Linked DNA regions of Homo sapiens: region 2 is linked to region 1. A link is a loop called in an ENCODE intact Hi-C map of the cell type or tissue named here. Cell type or tissue: heart right ventricle. All regions are shown on one strand. Each heading gives the region's core, and the rest is flanking DNA. Links, peaks and the distances in the headings are about the cores only. Region 1 has its middle 230 kb from the start of LINC00470. Region 2 overlaps LOC105371956 (a long non-coding RNA gene).

Region 1 (10,349 bases), core at 689-8,688:
CTAAAAATCCCTATCCAAAGTTTGTCATTCAATTCAGTGCTTACTTTTCACTGAATTTGTGCTTCAGTCCTAGCAATCAGTCTTTTGTTGTATGACGAAGCTCGCAGTTTATATTGCAGTTCTGGTAAAAAGATCAGTGTCTTACTCCTCAATGTTTGATGCTGTCATTTGGCCGCTTGAATATATTCCAGTGCTTCCAAAAATAGGCCCTAAAATATTGGCACAAGTTCTTCCGGGGCTAATTCTATTCCGAATTTTAGCAGTTTTGGTGTGTAGATTCTATTGCTATTCCTTTCTGATGCTGAGTCCCCTTCTACTTGGTTTTACTGCTGCCTATGCTTCCATATCCATAATGGTATTCTCCCCTAAAATCTGTGTTTATTCTCCAGCTAATAGCTATGCTACCCAAACGCAAATTATTTACTCTCCCTGAGATTCAGTTTCTGCAATTATCAAATAAGTGAGTTGAAAAGCAAGATTCCTAGCACTGTTATGACCTTTCCTGACTCTGCATATGTAGAAAGTGCATTCTTGTAGCTGTTGCTAAAAGGACCTGTTTCAGAGTTCAATAATGCTATTTTGCTACTCTGTTCCAAACTGGCATTACTCAAAACTATAAATGCATTAGTTTTCTACTGCTACATAATAAATGATAAGCTTAGCTGCTTCAGACAACATACATTTTCTGTGAGTTAGAAGTCTAGGCACAGGTTCTGAGTCATTTGCTCAAGGTCTCACAGAATTGCAATCTAAGTGTGGGCTGGAAGTGCAGTATCATGAGTTTTGAGGTCTTCTTCCACAGTCACTGCTTGATCAAAAAAATTAGTCTCGTGGGTATAGGACTGAAGTCCTCACCCCCAAAAGATTGTGTACTCTTCCCTGCCATGTGACCTATCTTCAGCCAGCTATAGTTTGCTTTTTTCAAGGGCAAGAAACAAGCATCTTGGCTATTTCTTTCATTTCTGACCTATAGACCCTCTTTTAAAGGGCTCACCTGATTGGGTCAAGCCCAATCAAGATAATCTCTCTTTTGATTAACACAACATCAACTGATCTGGGAACTTGATTACATTTGCAAAATCCTTTCACTTTTGCCATATAATGTCACATGATCAACGGAGAGCTCACCCATAAAATTCAGAGTGAACACTCCAAGGTTGGCATATATTTTATGGAGAGAGAATTTTGGGCTATCTTATAATTCTGCCTACCAAAATAATCCTATTCACATTGGAAAAAAGATAATTTTTTTCAGTTTTTTACACAAAGAGTATCATCCACTGTTTATCATTTAACAAGTGAAATAAACTTCTGTCAAGTATCTAATGTCAATTAATATTTATACGTATTGTTGGAGCATTGTCTGTACTGTAGAATATCTTCCACAAGCACAGGAAAGTAAAATGTCACCATGGTTACAAATCTGTTTCAAAGAATTTGTTATGTAACATGTAGCTATAGGATTTTATGAGGCAGGTTTCTTCTAATGGTTAACCATAAGCTTAAAATAATAACTGCACACACTCCCAGATGATTAGCTTATGGCAATAACTCAACCAATAATACCGTTGTTACTGGTTAGAGGACATTTGTCTGCTACACACAGAGCATTCTGTAGGGTTCATGTTAGGTGAGAAGGGAGTGGTTTGCTCCTTCCCTGTGTCATTGGACCTCATCCCCTGATGCTTGATCTGTTGAGACTCATTCTTCCAACAGACATTCTCTGAGGTCCTCCTATGAGGGAGGCACTGCATTAGGCACTGATGGTATTAAAGTGAACGTGACCACATATATCTTTAAAGAGCAAAATCTACAGGGAAAAGATGTAAACCCAACGTTAGAATGCAATATGAAATTGATGTAAGAGAGATACATTCAAAGCTTATAGAAGCAGGGAGAAAATTCTGTAAGCTCTGAGCAGTGTTGAACCACAAGGAAAGACTTCACAGAAAAGGTCACATTTAAACTCATTCTTAAAGAATGAGCAAAAGCTCATATGTAATCTAAAGTCATGGGGACTTTAGGTTGAGGGAAGAATTTCAGTAGGACACAAGGACATTTGATGAATGTTCCAGATGACACGTAGTTTTGGCTGGGGTGAAATAATGAAGACCCCCCATCTCATTTGCCACTGGGGCATATACACCAAATAAGTGCGGTTTTTGCTTTGTTTTTGTTTATTTGATATGGTATTCCTGCTTTATATATGTATCATATCCATCTTCCCATAGTTCTGCTTGTGGAAACTCCTTGTTCTGTCCTCAGATGCTCATTGTTCACAAGTAAGTCCTCAACCTTTCAACTCGTCGTTTCAGGCTCACCATAATCCATTTCCAAAATTCTTTTTCAATTTTTATACTGTGATCAGTTTCCCCCTTTCTTAAAACTCTTCATTTCACGTAGAATAAAACCCATATACCTCAACATGGCCTTGAAGGTTCAACATGCTCTAGCTTCTGCCTCTTGGACCCAATCTCATGACACGTGTGCTTCAGCTCCAGCTTCAGGCTTCTGGAAAGCATCGACCTGCTTCAGGAATGGCCATCTATTGACCACCTTCCTCTGGTTGAAATACTCTTCCCCAGGGTTGTCGTGGGACTGGAGCCATCCACTGGGCAGGACTCAACATAACCACCAACTCCTTGGAGAGTGCTTCCTTGATTCTGCATTGCTATTAGTCCTCCCTGCACATCATGCTTGGCCATTTCACTCTACTTATTTTTTCCTTAGTGCTCCTCACATCATAAAGTTGTCCTTTCCATAATTTTCATTTTACATTTTTATCTGTTCTTGTCAAAATGTAAACTCCTTGGCTGTGCTCCCTACCATATCTCCGGAGCCCACAACAATGCCTACCTGGCAAGAAGTAGACAATACATTTGTGTTAAACAAGTGAATGAGAAAAGCATGACTCTTATCTCCCCTCATTGGTCATGTCTGTTGCTCTTTTGCAAATGTCCTCAGTTAATGCCTAGAAAAGTCACTATTTTCTCATTGGTTTCCTTATATTGTTCCCTTGCATTGCCTTCTATATTATTATATTTTCTCTCTGATCATTCAAGTTAACCGGAAATTATGATATATGCATATTACATGTTCTTAGCTCCCACAACAACTTTGTGCATTTTTATACATAATGGACACCTCCTAATATGTATCTTCTATTGAATTGTCCGTATTTGGGTAATCACTAATTTGATTATTGGCAAAAGAATGTTTTCTAGAGTATATGAAGGATTACTGTCTGCTCTCCTTTGCCTTGCAGCAGGCACTGTTGAAAAGGCTGCATATCATGCTGCTTGTTGGTGTTTCTCCTTCAGGAACAATTTTGCACTATATATCACAGAACATCTAAGAAGAATTAGTAAAGTTCAACTTAGATACAATTTATAGCACATCAAGTCTAAGAGTAGAATTGTAGAATTGGGAGCCACACTGTGACCTGAAAGCAATTTTTATTGATTCAACTAGGTTTTAATAACATCAATCAAGATGTACTCTGACAGCCACTTGATATTTTTTGGCTATGGTGAGAATTTCACTGACATATTTAGACTCTTTCCTCATCTGTCTCCTTGTCTACTGTCCTCTCTCTACTATCAAAATCCATTTATGGCCAGATCTATTGACTCAGGGGCACTGGCCTCTTCATAAATATGGTAGAAAAAGAGAAGGTTTTTCAGGCTGCCTTTGCCTCTTTATTTCATGGTGCTAGGCATGGTAATACAAAAGCAGTTGCCCTGTTCTTTGATAAAAAATGTATCTGATCTTAACCATATAAGATTTAAATATTCCTTTAAAAATGTAAAAGCGTGAGGCACAGTTTTATGGTGAAAACTTTTCAGGTAGTTTTTTACTGTTTTTTACTGTAAGAGAAGGACATTTTGGAACTGGAATCCACTCAGATTTAATTGCAATTCTGCTGAATTTTTAAGAAGTCATTAATTGTGCTTATGCAAATTCACTTTCTTCTTCCCTACTTTTGCCAAATGAACCATACAAATCGCTAATGAATACAAGGGGGAAAATGTCTAGCAAAGAAACAGAGTGCTTTCCTTTATTTTTTTACATTGTTATTTTGCCTCCTTCTGTATACTTTTTCTAAGCCCCTCAGATAAAAATTGTTTCTTTGTTTATAAATCTGATGTAATTTTCATATACTTCTCACTTGTATTCTTGTTAGTTGTATGGCTCTATCTTTTACTAATTTGGAATGGTTTTTTCATTCATCTTTTTAGTAATGACTATGTCAGTTACTGAATTATAACAGGAACTTAATGCCCATTGAACTAAGCATAGTATGTTGATAGTATGCTCAGATCTTACAAAAATATTTGTTGGACATCTATTATGTGCAGGCACTATATGTATTTGGTGTATAAAAATGAATATAAGACATTATCACAGCTGCTAACTTAGAAGAAAGTACATGTAGGGATTTAAGTCGAGACTGTATTTTGATTGGCTTATGGAACTATTAAATGGTAGAAATAAAATCCAAACTTAGAATTTTCATGTGTTTTTACATTTTGAAGCAACAACTGTAAATATCACTTCTTCCATGGTAAATCAGCTACTTTTTGTTTTTGCTGAAGGAGCAAGAATACCTTTAGCAGTATTTTGGAAAATTATAATTGAGTTTGGTCATGCAAGCACTTAGAAAAAAGTTTTGCCAAATAATTGTATGACTACTAAAAGGGTTTGTGATATGGCACGGGCTATGATCAGCAATATACCCTCATCGCGTTCATTTCTTAAATGAATTTGAATAAAGTAATTTAACCTTAAATAATTTATTATTTGAGGTAATTATATAATAATTTCCACTTTCCAGAATTGTAAACCAAGGCTTAGCTAAAGATATAGAATAACTTTCCCAAGGTCACGACATAAATGGAGCAGAGATTTGAACTACCATCTACTCTTCTGTTATTACCTTTAACCAGCTTGCTTTTCGGCCAGATAAATGAGTGCGTGGTAAGTTCCTGCCCAATGTTCCGTCAAGTTAAGTGCGGGATTGAGCCTTCAGCACTACATCAATACATTTGAATTTTCTTCAAATTATCACTAGGTGGCAGTGTATCAAACCTTAATTCAGAATGTTAAAGCTTACGCGTTAGTAGTGTATTGAAATTTGTCTCAGATGTAAACTGTAAAAAGTGATTGGTAGATGTTCAGATGAAAATTAAACTGAGGACAATATTTTTATAATGCCATTTGAAGTTTAAATTCTAGACAGTATGCTTTTGGATATATGCTTTTCTTCTGTAGCCCTTTTATTTGAAGAGACAGGCCATATATCAATTTTGATATTTTCTTATTTTCTATATGATACATAAATAAGTATGGTTTATATTAAAATGTAATTTTTTGATCTGAAATTTGCAGTATGGTTCATATATGAAGGTGCTTTGACAGGTTATGACAGTTTTGGCTTTTATGAGTCAGAATAGAATTCCTCTAATGACATAAGTAATGCAATACAATTATGAGCATTATTATAGGGTCTTTTAAAAATGAACACTGTTTAAATGCTCTACATAAATTTACATTTGAAATAAGGTGCATTATTATGTGTATCTATTAATATTACTTTCAGTTCCTAATTGTCTTTTTCAGTTAATAATACCCTTTTTTAACCAAAATAGTTGATTACTTCTGTTTAAGAGGCACAATACTGTAATTCTGATGTTTCAGATAGATTGACACAAAATAAACCAGAGATGGCATTTAGAATTTTATATGCCTTAAGTGCAATTTTTAATTAAGGTTTTCTCTTCTCATTGCTGGATTTTCTAATTATATTCAAATAATAATGAGGAAGACCTTTCTAAGGAAGCCAAAACAATATGCACATCTATACTCTTAAAGGTACTAATCAAAGACTATGGGGCATAATAATTTGGCTCGGCTCTGACATTCAGAATTAGTTCCCTTGTTCCTCAATTCCTCTGTGAGCTTGATTTTTCTCCCCCAAAACATATCAGAAGTCATTGTTCATCTTATTCATACTCCACTCTGCCTAGAGCTGACTATAAAGTAGGATTACAGAATTTTAAAGGTGATTCTGAATTTAGATTCCTTTCTTTATGCATGAATAAAATAAAATGTAAGTTCTTTTATGATGTCTCCCAAACGTTTTACTCTGTTTTTCTTGGTGTGACAAGATATCTTACATCTTCAAAAAGAAAAACCAAAGAACTCAATTTCCATTGATAGGTAACATAGAAACAAAAATATAGTAGAAATGAATATTTGAATTAATGGAGAAATAATATAATTATTTGGTTATTAAATGTGCATTTGTGAAACAAAAAATTGCCAGTGTTTCTGTGTTTGGGCTTTAAATTCAACCATTACCTCAAAATGTTCTTTTATTGCTTTCTGTAATGCTGCCAATTTGCTGGGAGCAAATTCATCAAATGAATTCAATTTGTTTCGCATTTTATTTTCCTCAATTTTTCTTGTGCATGGAATATTTCTCAAACTTAATTCTATTTGTATATTATGTCTTTGTTGTATTTCTTCTTCCTTTTAAAATTTATTTTTTTCTCCATGCTATCCTTTATAGCCTGATATATTTTGCCCAGAGAAGAGGAATGGGCAGAAAAGAACCAAGAACGCCACATTTCTGCTATCCTGGTGGGCATTACTTATTATTTCAAAATAAGCTAGTCTTTTACCTCAAATTTTCTGGGAGGCTTTTAAATATCCACCTTATCATGGGCAATAGATTCTTCTTTTTCTTTTTCAGTGCCATAGGAGATCAGAAGAAAATTCAATATAAAAAAAAAAAAGACACAAAAATCACCTCCTAGTAAAAAAATCTAATGAAATGAGATAATTTGCAAAAAAACTAAATTATAATTTCTACTTCCAGGTTAAATTTTAAGCTTTGTACATAATGAATTCCTGTACTATGTACCATTTTTCTCACAACCATTCACTTCTAAAACTTGGCTACTAAAGGTAAGAGAATCATAATGAGAAACAGTGGCTATTTCTCTGGTGGCTTTTATGAATAAAGGGTGATGATAATTTATTCTTCCAAGAGGCAACAGAGGCATACTGTTCCCTAAGTTTTTCCAAATACTTTTTATCTAAATGGAGAATGTATTTGCTACATCTTATATGTAAGATTACCCTTTTTTTGTTTGTTTGTTTTTTGCGATGGAGTCTCGCACTGTCACGGGGGCTGGAGTGCGGTGGCACCGTCTGGGATTGCTTCAACCTCCACTTCCCAGGTTCAAGCGATTCTCCTGCCTCAGCCTCCCGAGTAGCTGCGACTACAGGCACCCGCCACCACACCTGGCTAATTTTTTGTATTTTTAGTCAAGAGGGGGTTTCACTATGTTGGCCAGGCTGGTCTTGAACTCCAGACCTCGTGATCTGCCTGCCTTAGCCTCCCAAAGTGCTGGAATTACAGGTGTGAGCCACCACGCCCTGCCAAGATTGCCCATATTATTGGCACTTTATGCCATTTTAGATAATAAAGTAAACTGCCATAGACAGCCTTGGTTTTGTGAGTGAAAATACTGCCCAGATTCCTCAAGTTAGACAAGTTGGAGAAAAACATATACTCCTACCACTGAGCTGTGTCTGGACTTTCTACTTTGTTAGCTACTGTCTTTGTTCCTGTGGGGAAATTTGTTTTACTTTTGTGTCAATAATTTCGCTAAGATTATTTGTAGCTGTCTGAACACAAGTTTCATGATTTTCTACTCAGTTTAGTTTATCTTTCTTATAATTTGGATTAAAACTTTAAAATGATGTTATATAGTTTTATTTTCTCATTTATTTTAAAACTTTTATTTCTAAAAGTATTTAAACTTGTTTGAAATAAAGAAAATACTCTTAAAAATTAATTAGCAAGATTTCTGGACATAATAAAACAATAGTGATATTTGAGCCATCAAAAAAAAATCTGACATAAGAGTTACTCGGGAAATGTTTTCTACTTAATAAATTTCAAATCTCTCAGAATTTACTTACTGTACTTTACAACCGTTTTTTCTTTTGAAATTTTCAAATCTAAAGAAATGGTGAGGCTGGGCGCGGTGGCTCATGCCTGTAATCTCAGCACTATGGGAGGCCGTGGTGGGTGGATCATTTGAGGTCAGGAGTTCAAGACCTGCCTGGCCAACATGGTGAAACCTCATCTCTACCAAAAATACAAAAATTAGCTGGGGCGTGGTGACAGGCACCTGTAGTCCTAGCTACTTGGGAGGCTGAGACAGGAAAATCGCTTGAGCCTGGGAGTCAGAGGTTGCGGTGAGCCGAGGTCCCGCCATTGCACTTCAGCCCGGGTGACAGGGTGAGACCCTGTCTCAAAAAAAAAAAAAAAAAAAAGAAAAAAGAAAAGGTAAAATAATTGTATATGAAAACTCATATACACTTCCAGTGAGTTTGACTAATTAGTAACATTTTGCTGTGCTTGCTTTATCTCATTTTATTTATTTATGCATCTGTCATTTTTCATTCTCTCTTTATACAGAGGTATTTGAAATGTTGCTGAGCTATTTGAAAGTGACTTATAGATATCATGACACTTGCTGCGTGCATATTTCAACCATAAGGGATTTGACTACATAAGCACAATACTATCATCACACCTGTAATAATTTCTATTTACTTAATAATATTGAAAGTTCTTTTGTGCTGTCTTTGAGGCACAACATAAGGTACTGCTCTTCTGACTTCCATTACACTAGATTGGTTTTGCCTGTTCATATAAATGGAATCATGTGTGCATATATTATTTTGTCTTTAACTTCTTTCATTTAATATAATGTCTTTGAAGTTTATCTATATTGCTGTACATATGTATGTTTACTAAAAAAAAAGCCAGACAGTTTTATACAGCAGTTGTTCCATCAGCAAAGAGCTTCATTTGGTTCTTATCTTTACCAATATTTAGAGGGGACACTCACTTTTGTAGCCCAGGAAGACCATGAAGAAAGTTTGGCTGCCTTGAAGCCTCTATAGTATGAGAAATTTCAGGCTATGTGGAGAGGCCGTTTGTGGATGTTTTGTTCAGTGACTTCAATGAGCTGAGCCTATGGTCATCCTAAGCCTAGGGGCCAAAGATACCACCCAACAATTCTAGTCTCAGTCATTAGTTGCCCCAGTTGTTCCAGTCTTCCCAGCTGAAGACCAGACATTGTGGAAGAGACATGTCATCCCCATGTGTCTGAATTCTTGAACCGTAGAATCCATGAGTACAATAAAATGATTATTTTTATGCCACTTAGTTTTGAAGTGGTTTGTATGCAGTGGCAGTAACCAGATACCTATATATATTATACTTACATTATTACTCAGTTTGAAATATTTCCTAGTTTTCCATGTGATTTCTTCTTTGGGTCATGGGTTATTTAGAAATATGTTGATAAATGTCATGTATTTGAGGAATCTCTAGGTATCTCATTATTATGCATATCTAACTTAAATATGTTATGTTTGGAGAACAAATTCTGGAAAAGTGCAATGCTTTTAAAATTTATTGAGACTTATTTTGTGGCCTGCATATTTCTTGGTGAATGTTCTACATACACTTGAAAATAATACGTGTTCTGCAATTGCTTCCTACATTATTTTACAAATATCAATTTGTTCAAGTTAGTGGATAAGTGTTACTCATGTCTTTAATCTTCTTGCTGATATTTCAGTCCAGTTGTCGCATCAGCTTCTGAGAGAGAAGAGTTAAAATCACTAAAAATAATTGCAGATTTGTCTCTTTCCCCTTTCAGTTCTGTCAAATTTGCTTCATATTATATATTGAATCCTTATGATCAAGAGCATATGCACGTGTATGCAGAATTTATATGTAGTTTTTCACAAATTTACACTTTCATTATTATAAAATGACCATTATTATCTCAATTAACTATCTTATAGTCTGATTAATTTAGTATTAACAGATTTTTTTTGTAACTATGAAGCAACTTATAATCACCACTTGCATGGTGTATCTTTCCCAATTATTTTACTTTCGATCTGTTTGGGTATTTAATTTTTAAATGTATCTCTTATAAACAGCATCTAGTAGAATCTTTTGTGTTTTTTTAATTCAAACTCACAATCTCTGCCTTTTGTTTAGAATGGTTAGTCCATTTGTATTTAATATAATTACTAATGTGGTTTGGTTTAAATCTGCTATTTGCTATTTGTTTTTTATTGCTCCGCTCTGATCTTTATCCTCACTTTACTGCCCTTTGTGCAAGTTAATCAAGTATTATTCTGGAATTTATATTAAATTCTTGCTGGCTTTTTAGCTTAGCAGAAGACTAACAAAATTGAAGCTCTACCAACAAGTAGATGGAAAATACCTTTAATAAAGGAGACTAGTA
Region 2 (10,349 bases), core at 1,621-9,620, 500 kb after region 1:
CAACAGGGATATGAAAAAAATGTTCAAAACCTATAATCATAAAATAAATGCAAATTAAAAATATCACCTCACACCTGTTAGATTGGCAATTATCAAGTAGATGAAAGATAAATGTTGACAAGAAAAGGGAACGTTATGAACTTTTGGTGGCATTGTAAGTACAGTCATTTTGGATAACAGTGTGGAGGATCCTGAAAAAAACTGAAAGTAAAATTACCATATAATCTAGCAATCTCACTACTGAATATATAACCACAGGAATTGAAATCAGGATGTCAAAAGAGATGCCTACACTCCCATGTTCATTGCAACATTATTCACAATAGCCAAGGTATAGAAACAACCTGTGTCTAACAATGGATCAATGGATTTTTTAAATGTGGTACATATACACAAAGGAACTCTATTCAACCTTAAAGAAAAAAAATTAATAATTCTGACACTTATAACAACATGAATAAACCTAGAGGACATTACATTAAGTGAAGTAAGCCAGGCACAAAGAGACAAATGCCATATGATCAGATCAGGCTAATTAGTATGTCCATCACCTCAAATATATATCATTTACTTGTGATGAAAACATTAAAAATTCTTTTTAGCTATTTTAAAATACATAATACATTATAATTAACCATAGACTTCATGTTGTGCAATATAACATCAACACTTACTCCTCTTATTGGTAAACCAAAAAGTATCTGAGACAGATCTCAATCAATGTAGAGGTTTATTTTGCCAAGGTTAAGGACATGTGTAACATCCTTAATATAATGTCCTCCAATAAACCTAGAAGACATTACACTAACTGAAATAACCTAATCCAGGCCCAAAGAGACAAGGGTCATACATGAAATCTAAAGAAATGAAACCCATAGAAGTATAGAGAGTAGAATGGTGGTTACCAGAGGATGGGGGTAGGGTTGAATGGGAAAAGGGGAGTTGTTGGTCAATGGGTACAACGTTTCATTTAGATATGTGAAAGGAAAATAAATCCTGGGACCCATAAATCACTAAGCCAAAGGGAAAAGTCAAGCTGAGAACTGCATCAGGCAAACCTGTCTTCCATTTTATTCCTAAATAAGATAACTACAAAGATTTTAAAGAGCCACATACCTCCCTCACAAGTTGCCCATTAGGAAATTCCTTGTAGGCATCAAAATCTTTACCCTAATAGTTCCGTTGAATTTCACCCTGATGGTGTAAATTGATAGCTTATCTTCACAGGTACAGGACAAAGGACAGAACTCAAAGTCATCCCTCTGCTCACCTGAGACAAATGCATTATGTGATTACTTCTTCTGCCCTATGTTTATTTTACCTTATGTAGAAATGCAGACTCACTGAGCTAGATAAATGCATAAGTGACTTTTCCTCTTCCTGCCCTCTCACATAAGAAGGACTGATCAAAGACTCAAAAAGAAAGCAACCATTTGCATCTTATCTACCTACACCTTTTAAAAATATTTTCCTCTTTCCTCAACATCCACCCTTTTCCCTTTAAATATTGAAGCGTTCAAAATCATCTTTGGAAAAAGGCATAGTCCTCTCTCCCAGGCATGCATCCTTATCCATGGCAAAATAAATGTCTAAATTAATTGAGACCAGTCTCAGGTACTTTTTGGTTTACAAATAAAAGGAATAAGTGCTGGTGTTATATTGCACAAATGGTGACTATAGTTAATTATAATGTATTAAATATTTTAAAATAGCTAAAAGAGAAATTTACATGTTTTCATCACAAATAAGTGATACATATTTGAAGTGACGGATATACTAATTAGAATGATCCGATCATTCCACAAGGTTTACATGTATCAAGACATCACATTGTACCCCATAAACATATACAATTATTATTTGTCAATTAAAAATAAAATAAAACAAATAATTTTTTAAATTTATAAAACAAACACTAAATTAGCAAAAACTGAAACACTGCCCTTAGGAAAATACATATATTAAACATATATATATTAAGTGATGGATATATCCCATATATATAAAGTGATAGGATGCATGTATCCATCATTTAACATATATATGTATATTATATATATATATATATACAATGTACATATATATTTCCCCCTAGGGAAATATATATCATATATTATCATCACATTGTCCCTACTGTCTCCATCTTCTGGTCACCTCTGTATGACAGCTAAAACAAGAAGGTGGAGCAATGCCTAAATCAACCTCGGCTGGGAACATGTACCTCCGGCAATTAAATTTTTCACTATCGTGCACGTCTTTGAATGGCCACAAAAACATTGCAAATACTGATTTGGAGCTACAAATAATTTTAATATGTAAGCAAATTCACAAATACGGAATCTACAAATAATGAGACTAAACTGTATCTGAATAGGGTCTATTATTCAGGATAAGGAATGGTACAACTCAACTGTGAAAAGACAAGCCAATTAAAAAATGGGTAATGGTCTTAAATAGACATTTCTCCAAAAAAAGATATACAAATGGCCAAGTACATAAAAATGATGCTCAATATCATTAGTCATTAGGGAAATACAAATCAAAACCACAATGAGATCTCATTTTACATCCACTAGAATGGATATTTTTTTTTAACTACAAGTTTTGACAAGGACGTGGAGAAATTGGAGCCCTTGTACATTGTTGGTAGGAGTGCAAAATGGTGCAGCCACTGTAGAAAATGGTTTGATAGTTCCTCAAAAAGTTAAACATGCAATGACCATATGACCCAGCAATTTCACCCCAATATCAGCCCAAAAGAATTAAAAACAGATATTCAAACAAAAACTGCAGCATTATTTGCAACAGCCAAAAGATAGAAACAACACAAATGTCCATAAACAGAAGAATGGAGAAACAAAACATGCTCTATCTATACAATGAAATATGCAGCCATAAAATGAGTGAAGTACTGATAAATACTACAACAGAAATGAATCTCAAAAACATTATACTAAGAGAAAGAAGCTAGACACAAATGTCACATATTGTATGATTTCCTTTAGGTAAAATATTCAGAATAGGTAAATCCATAGAGACAGAAACATATTAGTGATTTCTAGGGATTGAGGTGGGGGTAGATGGGGTGTGACTGCTTCATGGGTAAAGGGTTTCCTTTGGGGATGATAAAAATTACTTGGAACTAGATAGAGATGATGACTACAGAAATGTAGAAGTACTAAATACCACTGAACTGTATGGTTTAAAATGTTTAATTATATGTTATGTAAACTTTACCTCCAAAAAAAATGCATCACTAAAAAAATGCTGAATGGGAGCCCTTGAGACTGCGACTGATTTATAAATATTTGGAATATTTCCATTGAACGTGGATCTGGTTTTGAATTTATAATGAGAACTCAAGTTATATATGCTAATAAATTATTCTTATGACCTATATTTTAAGATACAAAGGAGATTTCTGTTATTTTAATTGTCCCCAAACTGATCCAAGTATATATTTTCAATATACTCTTTTAAAAGGAGTACACCGCGTCTTCAGGATAAGACAAACATTTATCTCACTTTCATTTCATAACCTTAATAAATACATGCATTTTTCTAATAAATCTAAAATATATCAATAGCATATATTAAAATGTATGTATAATGTTAGGAACTAATAAATTTATTTCATGCCTCACAAAGCACTAGCTAAAAAATTCAAAACACTTGAAGATATTTAAGAAAAAAACACAATAAAGTTTTTGTTTTCCTTCTAGGTGACATTGAGTTCATTTAGAAGACAAACAGTTAAATTCTTCACCCACATAGGCAGCATCAATTTAGCTGAATTTCTAGAGAAAGACTAAAGAAGCAAACTCTTTATGGCTCTTATGTTGAAGTTAATAAACTTATTCCTAAAGCTGGATAGAATAGAAATAATAGAAATAATTGGTCCCTAAGATATAAAAGCTACAGCCTACACTCGGTTAACCTCTTCTTTCTCCTTCCTCGTAGAACCAAAATTGTTAATAGCTGTTAAACCCACTCTTTTTCCCAGAAACCCCATACATCTCAAGCGAAGTCTACCTCAGCTTTAGGGGTGGACTTGACAACTATAGGTGACCTCAAACCTCTTGCCAGTAATTTCTTCAGGAATGGTTACATGACTTACACCGAGCAAATGGTATAGGGGAGTGGTTTACTGGAAGCGTCTAGGAAAATTCTTCCTAACTCTTCTGAGAAATTTTTCTAAAACAACCTCCCCTCCCTTTGCTTGAACACTGCCAAGCATGGATATGAGGCCATATATCTACAGACATCTTACCAGCCTCAGGATGAAGCCAACATACAGAGAAGTATAAACACCAAGACTCCTGAAAAAGAGAAATGAAGCCCAAATCATGGAAATCCTGACCAATACCTCATATCCAAATATTCCATTAAGTTAGAGAATACTTTTTTTTATTTTTAAATATGAGTTGGGTTTCTATTAAAACTGAAAGAATGTTAACAGATACAAAGGTTTAGGGCAAGCTTGCCTTCTCACAATTACTAAATTATGCACTATTAAATTCATTGTTTTTTGTTAAGATACTCTCTTCAAAGAGCCCATGTTTAAATGGAATATTTAGTAGATTAAGGCATATCTCTTGACTAAAATCTTAGTACATTATCATTGGCACCTACTAGAAAGAACACACTTGTCAGATTGATAGTTATCATCAAGAAACAGGGATTTTTTTTCATTAATTAAGCATTACTTTTAAACATAGTATTTATTGAGTGCCTACAATGTGCCCAATCATACTCTAGGCAATGAAAATACAGTAATGAACAAAACACACAAAAATCCTTGCCCTCATGAAGCTTACATGCTGGAGGGGGAAACATACAATGACATATTTATAAAATATATAGTATGCCAGATGGTGGTAAGTGTTAAGAAGTAAAATCATACAGACCAGAGAGATAGAGAGTCTGAGGATGAAAAGACAATCTAATCTCAAAAAGAGAGTCAAGGAAAGCCTCACTTCTTGTTCACATTTGAGCAAATGCCTGCAGGAAGTTAGAGAGCAAGAGCATCGCTGGGGATAGGGAGATAGCTACAGGCAAAGAGAAGAGGGTGTGTGAAATGCCCTGGAAGTGGAGATGGAAGACTTCCTGCTGTTTCCTGTATGGGGAATAGCAAGGAATGCAACAAAGCTGGGCTGCAGTGAGAAGGGAGAGTAGTGAAGATGGCATTAGAGAGGGGAACATGGGGCCATTGGCACTTAAAAGAGAAAGCAGACCAGTATCAAGTGCTGTAATATGCAAGTTATTAGAAGAGGTCTGGGTCCAGGTATACTTTGAAGATAGAGCCAACAGGATGTGTTGGTGAATCAGATGTGAGGTATAAGAGAAATATATCAGTCAAAAACAACGGCTCAAAGTTTTTCGACGTGAGCATCTGGGAAGATAGTGCTGGTAACTGAAAAGAATGTTATGGCAGAACAAACTTCTTTGGCTATGGGGAGGAGGCAGTACATTTGAGGGAGCCCGAATGTGTATTTGGACTTACTAAATTTGAGCTTCCTGTTAGATATCCGAATGGAGATGTCAAAAAAATCTGTTGATCCTAGGAGGCAGGATTCTGGAGTTCAGAGAAGAGCTCCAGATTAGAGTTGTAAATTTAGAAGTTGTCAGTGTTTTGTTGGTATTTAAAAGCATGAAGTTTGATGAAATTATCTGGAAAGTAGAGGTAGAGTATGAAAATAAGAGATCCGAGGTCTGGGCCCCACGACGACGTGATGCAAGAAAAAGTTTATTTATGTTGAGGAGAGAGGCTCATAAAACGCTGTTGCAACAGAGAAAGGATCCCTATTTCCATCTAGCCCCAAAGCTATGAGGAACAGGAATAAAGGAGATGGCACCAACATATGCCTAAATGGTTGTATGTCTTTCATTATCCCATCCGGGAAGTATATTAACATGGTCTGTAAAGTTCCAATGAAGGTTTGATTTTGTGAATGGGTCCGTTTGCTGAAAGTAACAGTAAGCCCAGACTCAAACTGGAATAAATGATAAGGTGACAGTTAACCTCACATGACAGTGAACCTGAAGGAAGAGCAGACCGAGGAGCAGGCACATGGCTCACCTCTGCCTCCCTGTGGTTCTCCTGCCCCTGCTGCCCCACATTGACTTAGGCATCAGAAAACCACCAAGATGGTCACAGCTGTTTCTGGCCTCAGAGCAATAGCAGAAAAGCAGATCTGCTCTTTGAATGTCTCAGAGCAAAATGAGTCAGAACCGGTGAGGAGCTAGAGAGCTTTACTTCAATGAATAGGTCACATAGAAGTTGACAACTTAATCAAGAAGGAAGCAATTCAAAAGTGATATTCAGCGATGTCCTTGAGCTCATTACATACAGAGTACATTTTTCAAGTACTTTTGCATTGCCTTTCTCTCTTCTATTATTTGCCTTCACATAGCCAACCTCTCAAGGACATTAACAAATTCTTTCAAACCCTTTCTCTTAGTTTTCTCCCCTATGGGCCTTCATCTGCTTCCTCAAATTTAAACCAGTTGCTTTCTGGTCCAGCTGCACAACTATCATTATGGGGATAATGTACTTTGTTACACCCCTGGATATATTTCTTGAATCCCACAAGGAAATCTTTCCTAGAAAGCTTCAGTAGGACATCTCTTCATACTTCATCGGTCAAAATTAGATCCTCTGCCTACTTCTATACCAACTAATGGCAAGAAGACAGGATGACCGTCACTAGAAAAATAAAGGTCCCTTTGACCTAGAGATAGGATTCCTCCCTGAGGAGCCGATGTCTAGAGAAATCAGGATTTTATTGTCAACAAGAAAGAAGGAATTGGATGCTGGGTATGAAGCCAACGGTATCTGATTCAATGATGAATAGAAAACTCTATTTAAAGCACACAAAAGGAGCAGTGAGTTGTAAAAAGAAGAAAATATAATTGCAAAACTAAAAAGCCATCCATTTGATTTCACAAGTTGTTGTTCATGAAATATGAAATAGCTAGAAGATTGATTGATTAGGATTTTTCTTTCTTTTTCTTTTTTTTTTTTTTTTTTTTTTTTGAGACGGGGTCTCACTCTGTTGCCAGGCTGGAGTGCGGTGGTACAATCTCGGCTCATTGCAACCTCCACCTCCTGGGCTAAAGCGATTCTAGTGCCTCAACCTCTCGAGTAGCTCGGATTACAGGCACGAGCCACCATATCCAGCTAATTTTTTTTTTATTTTTAGTAGAGATGAGGTTTCACTATGTTGGACAGGATGGCCTTGATCTCCTGACCTCGTGATCCACCCACCTCAGTCTCCCAAAGTGCTGGGACTACAGGAGTGAGCCACCGCGCCCGGCCTGATTAGGATTTTTAAAATCACTTCTAGCACCAACATTTTGACTTAAATACTATTTTGATAAAATCATGTGAATTGCTATTAAACACCAAAAAATATCACCACTTTATTTTGAGAAATCTTAGTACTTTAATGATAGCCATTTTTGGACATAAACTGGTTGCATAATTTTGTTGTTGTTGTTGTTTTTTAGATGGAGTCTCACTCTGTCACTCAGGCTGGAGTGTAGTGGCACCATCTCGGCTCACTGCAACCTCTGCCTCCCAGGTTCAAGCAATTCTCCTGCCTCAGCCTCCTGAGTAGCTGGGATTACAGGCACGTGCCACCACCCCTAGCTAATTTTTGTATTTTTAGTAGAGATGGGGTTTCACGATGTTGGTCAGGCTGGTCTCGAACTCCTGACCTCGTGATCCGCCTGCTTCGGCCTTCCAAAGTGCTGGGATTATAGACGTGAGCCACCACACCTGGCCAGTTGCATATTTTAAACATTACATTGTTCATGCCAGGTAAATGTAAAACCAAGCTTCAATTGAAAGTAATCTGATGGGTTTCAGACTATAAATTACTTAGTTTTATATCAGAAACAGTGAGCATCTGATTCTTAAAATGGAACTTAATGGAGTTACGATTAAAGTCAGTGTATGAACAGAGCCAGATTAATAGTAGATTAGGTAAATGGTGATCTCAGTCCCAAAGGCAGCTTGCAGTTTATCATATGTCTATATTTCCCTCTTTAAGTGAGAAAACTCTAAATTGATGTTTTTAAAGGCCGTAAGTCATCCCTCCAAATCTCTTCTCTTCTCATCAACCATGTATCCTGGGTCCTGTACATTCTGACCTCCACTTCACTTCATTTGCCTCTAATTTGGTCTCTGTTGCATTCATTGCATTAAGAAGGCACAAAAATACCACACATTTCGCATGTGCAGAATTGTCATTTCAATAGGAACCCTTCTCTCCTACAAAAATCAAGCTTCTATGAAGAAATATAGAAATATATGGTTCAGTTTACTCTTTCTGTCCCTGGCTAAATAATGACTAAATGTGATCTCCCATCCCTTTATAATTGATAGGCCGCTGACCTAAAATAAAAATCACTGCTATTGATTTTCTGTTGGACAAGGTTTATAGCTTGCTTGTTCTTGTGTGCTTTCGATTTATATGTGGCCATTTATTCCCCTGTTTTTTATTTGTGTTGGTTTTGTTAATAAAAAATCATTTTGTAAATAAGATTATCATTACTTATATCAATAATCAGGTTTCTCTAGTAATGAGGCTATCAGGTAATATACCAGTGTTCTTTCTCTCAGAGAAAATTATCTCTTACTCATTTTCACTTAGATTTGAAACATTCATCTCTTCTCAATTCTTTAAAGATAATTCCAAATTAATTATCAAGCTGCACCAGGTAGAAGTAACAAAAATCCTTTAAAGGGAGAAAATAGATAAACCAATTGATTCTTCATGAACTAATCAGCTAAAGTTCTTCTTTCATATTTCAAGTAGCCTTCTCAAGATCACAGCTGATATAATTCATAGGAACTATTACATCATTTTTCTTTGGAAGTTTGAAATAAAGAGTTGAAACCAGTTTCTGAGAGAAACTACTGTTATCTGATAAAATAATTTATGAGGCAATAATGAGGGAAATGTTAATGAACATTCCCAGATTATGTACATCTAGCCTTCTTTCCTGAACCTTCCTGAGTGCAAATAGATCATGTATTACTGATTCCCTAGTAATGGATAAGTCATCATTAGGACCTAAGGTGTTCCAATGTGGAAATTGCTATTAATACTTTTGGCATCCTATATTAAATGTGTTCTTTAATAGAATGATTACTTCTTATTTATATAAAAAATACCTTATCATTATTTTTATTATTATTATTTTTTTAAGACAGAGTCTTGTTCTATTGCCCAGGCTGAAGTGCAGTGGCAACATCACAGCTCACTGCAACCTCCACCTCCTGGGTTCAAGCGATTCTCCTGCATGAGCCTCCTGAGTAGCTGAGACTCTAGGCATGCACCACCATGCCTGGCTAATTTTTGTATTTTTTTTTAGTAGAGATCAGGTTTCACCATGTTGGGCAAGCTGGTCTTGAACTCCTGACCTCCCTTTGATCCACCTGCCTTGGCCTCCCAAGGTGCTGGGATAACTGGTGTGAGCCACCACGCCCAGCCAAAATACTTTATCATTATTTAAAGCCCAAATACACTGACACGCATGGTCCCAATTTCTGAGCTTAAGAACAATTTAACCAAACTACAATTTCAAAGTAATGCATGATGCTAACAACATCATAGTGTGAAAATGAAAGTGTTCCTTGGTAGCCTGAGACACAATGTCCTATCCAGACACAGGCACATGGAAAATAGGTATCAAAAGCAAGGCCTCTGTCAGTTGTGATGAAGGATTCTGCCCTTTGCAATAAACACAGTTGTCTGGCATGAGTCAGAAAAGTTGCTTTCTCCTGAACGACAGCACTAACCAGTTTGTCATCTTGCTAATGGCTAGTTCTCTTCACCATTCCATCAGTGATATGGTTTGGCTGTGTCCCCACCCAAATGTCATCTTGAATTGTAGCTCCCATAATTCCCACATGTTGTGAGAGGGACCCAGTGGAAGATAATTGAATCACGGGAAGGGTTCCCCATACTGTTGCCCTGAAAGTGAAGAAGTCTCACGATATCTGATGGTTTAACAAGGGGTTTCCACTTTTGCTTGGCTCTCATTCTCTTTTGCCGCCACCATGTTAAGAAGTGCCTTTTGCCTTCCACCAAGATTGTGAGGCCTCTCCAGCCGTGTAGAACTGTGAGTCCGTTAAGCCTCTTTTTCTTTACAAATTACCCAGTCTCGGGTATGTCTTTATCAACAGTGAATGTTGAATGATGAATACAGTCAGTTTTGCTGAGTCTCATCTCTAAGGCTGTTGGAGGCTGCTGCACTGCTGCACTGCTCCACTGACTGTGGCCTGTCTCTGCGTGAGAGTCAGTGCAACTATTCTAGGCTTAGTGACAGAGAACATGAAC

The links. A loop is a pair of places that touch in the nucleus more often than their neighbours do. Peaks named below come from ENCODE experiments on the same cell type or tissue, not always from the same donor. Only the 100,000 strongest peaks of a DNase experiment are listed, where the experiment ranks them.
Region 2: a loop joins it to region 1, with 4 times the contacts of the local background. A loop is called at or near these places in 15 of 110 quality-filtered maps.

The regions. Positions count from the first base shown.
Region 1 is chr18:1,581,013-1,591,361 of GRCh38, forward strand. No RefSeq gene overlaps it. Among named protein-coding and RNA genes, the nearest start is that of LINC00470, 230 kb to the left of the region's middle. In heart right ventricle, for the core only: a CTCF peak has its summit at 5,060 (motif pointing right); no DNase peak of the experiment used is centred there; H3K27me3 peaks cover 431 bases.
Region 2 is chr18:2,077,771-2,088,119 of GRCh38, forward strand. The region is part of intron 2 of LOC105371956 (a long non-coding RNA gene); the gene reads right to left. Among named protein-coding and RNA genes, the nearest start is that of METTL4, 490 kb to the right of the region's middle. RefSeq lists an enhancer at 4,860-5,361. In heart right ventricle, for the core only: a CTCF peak has its summit at 6,107; no DNase peak of the experiment used is centred there; H3K27ac peaks cover 433 bases.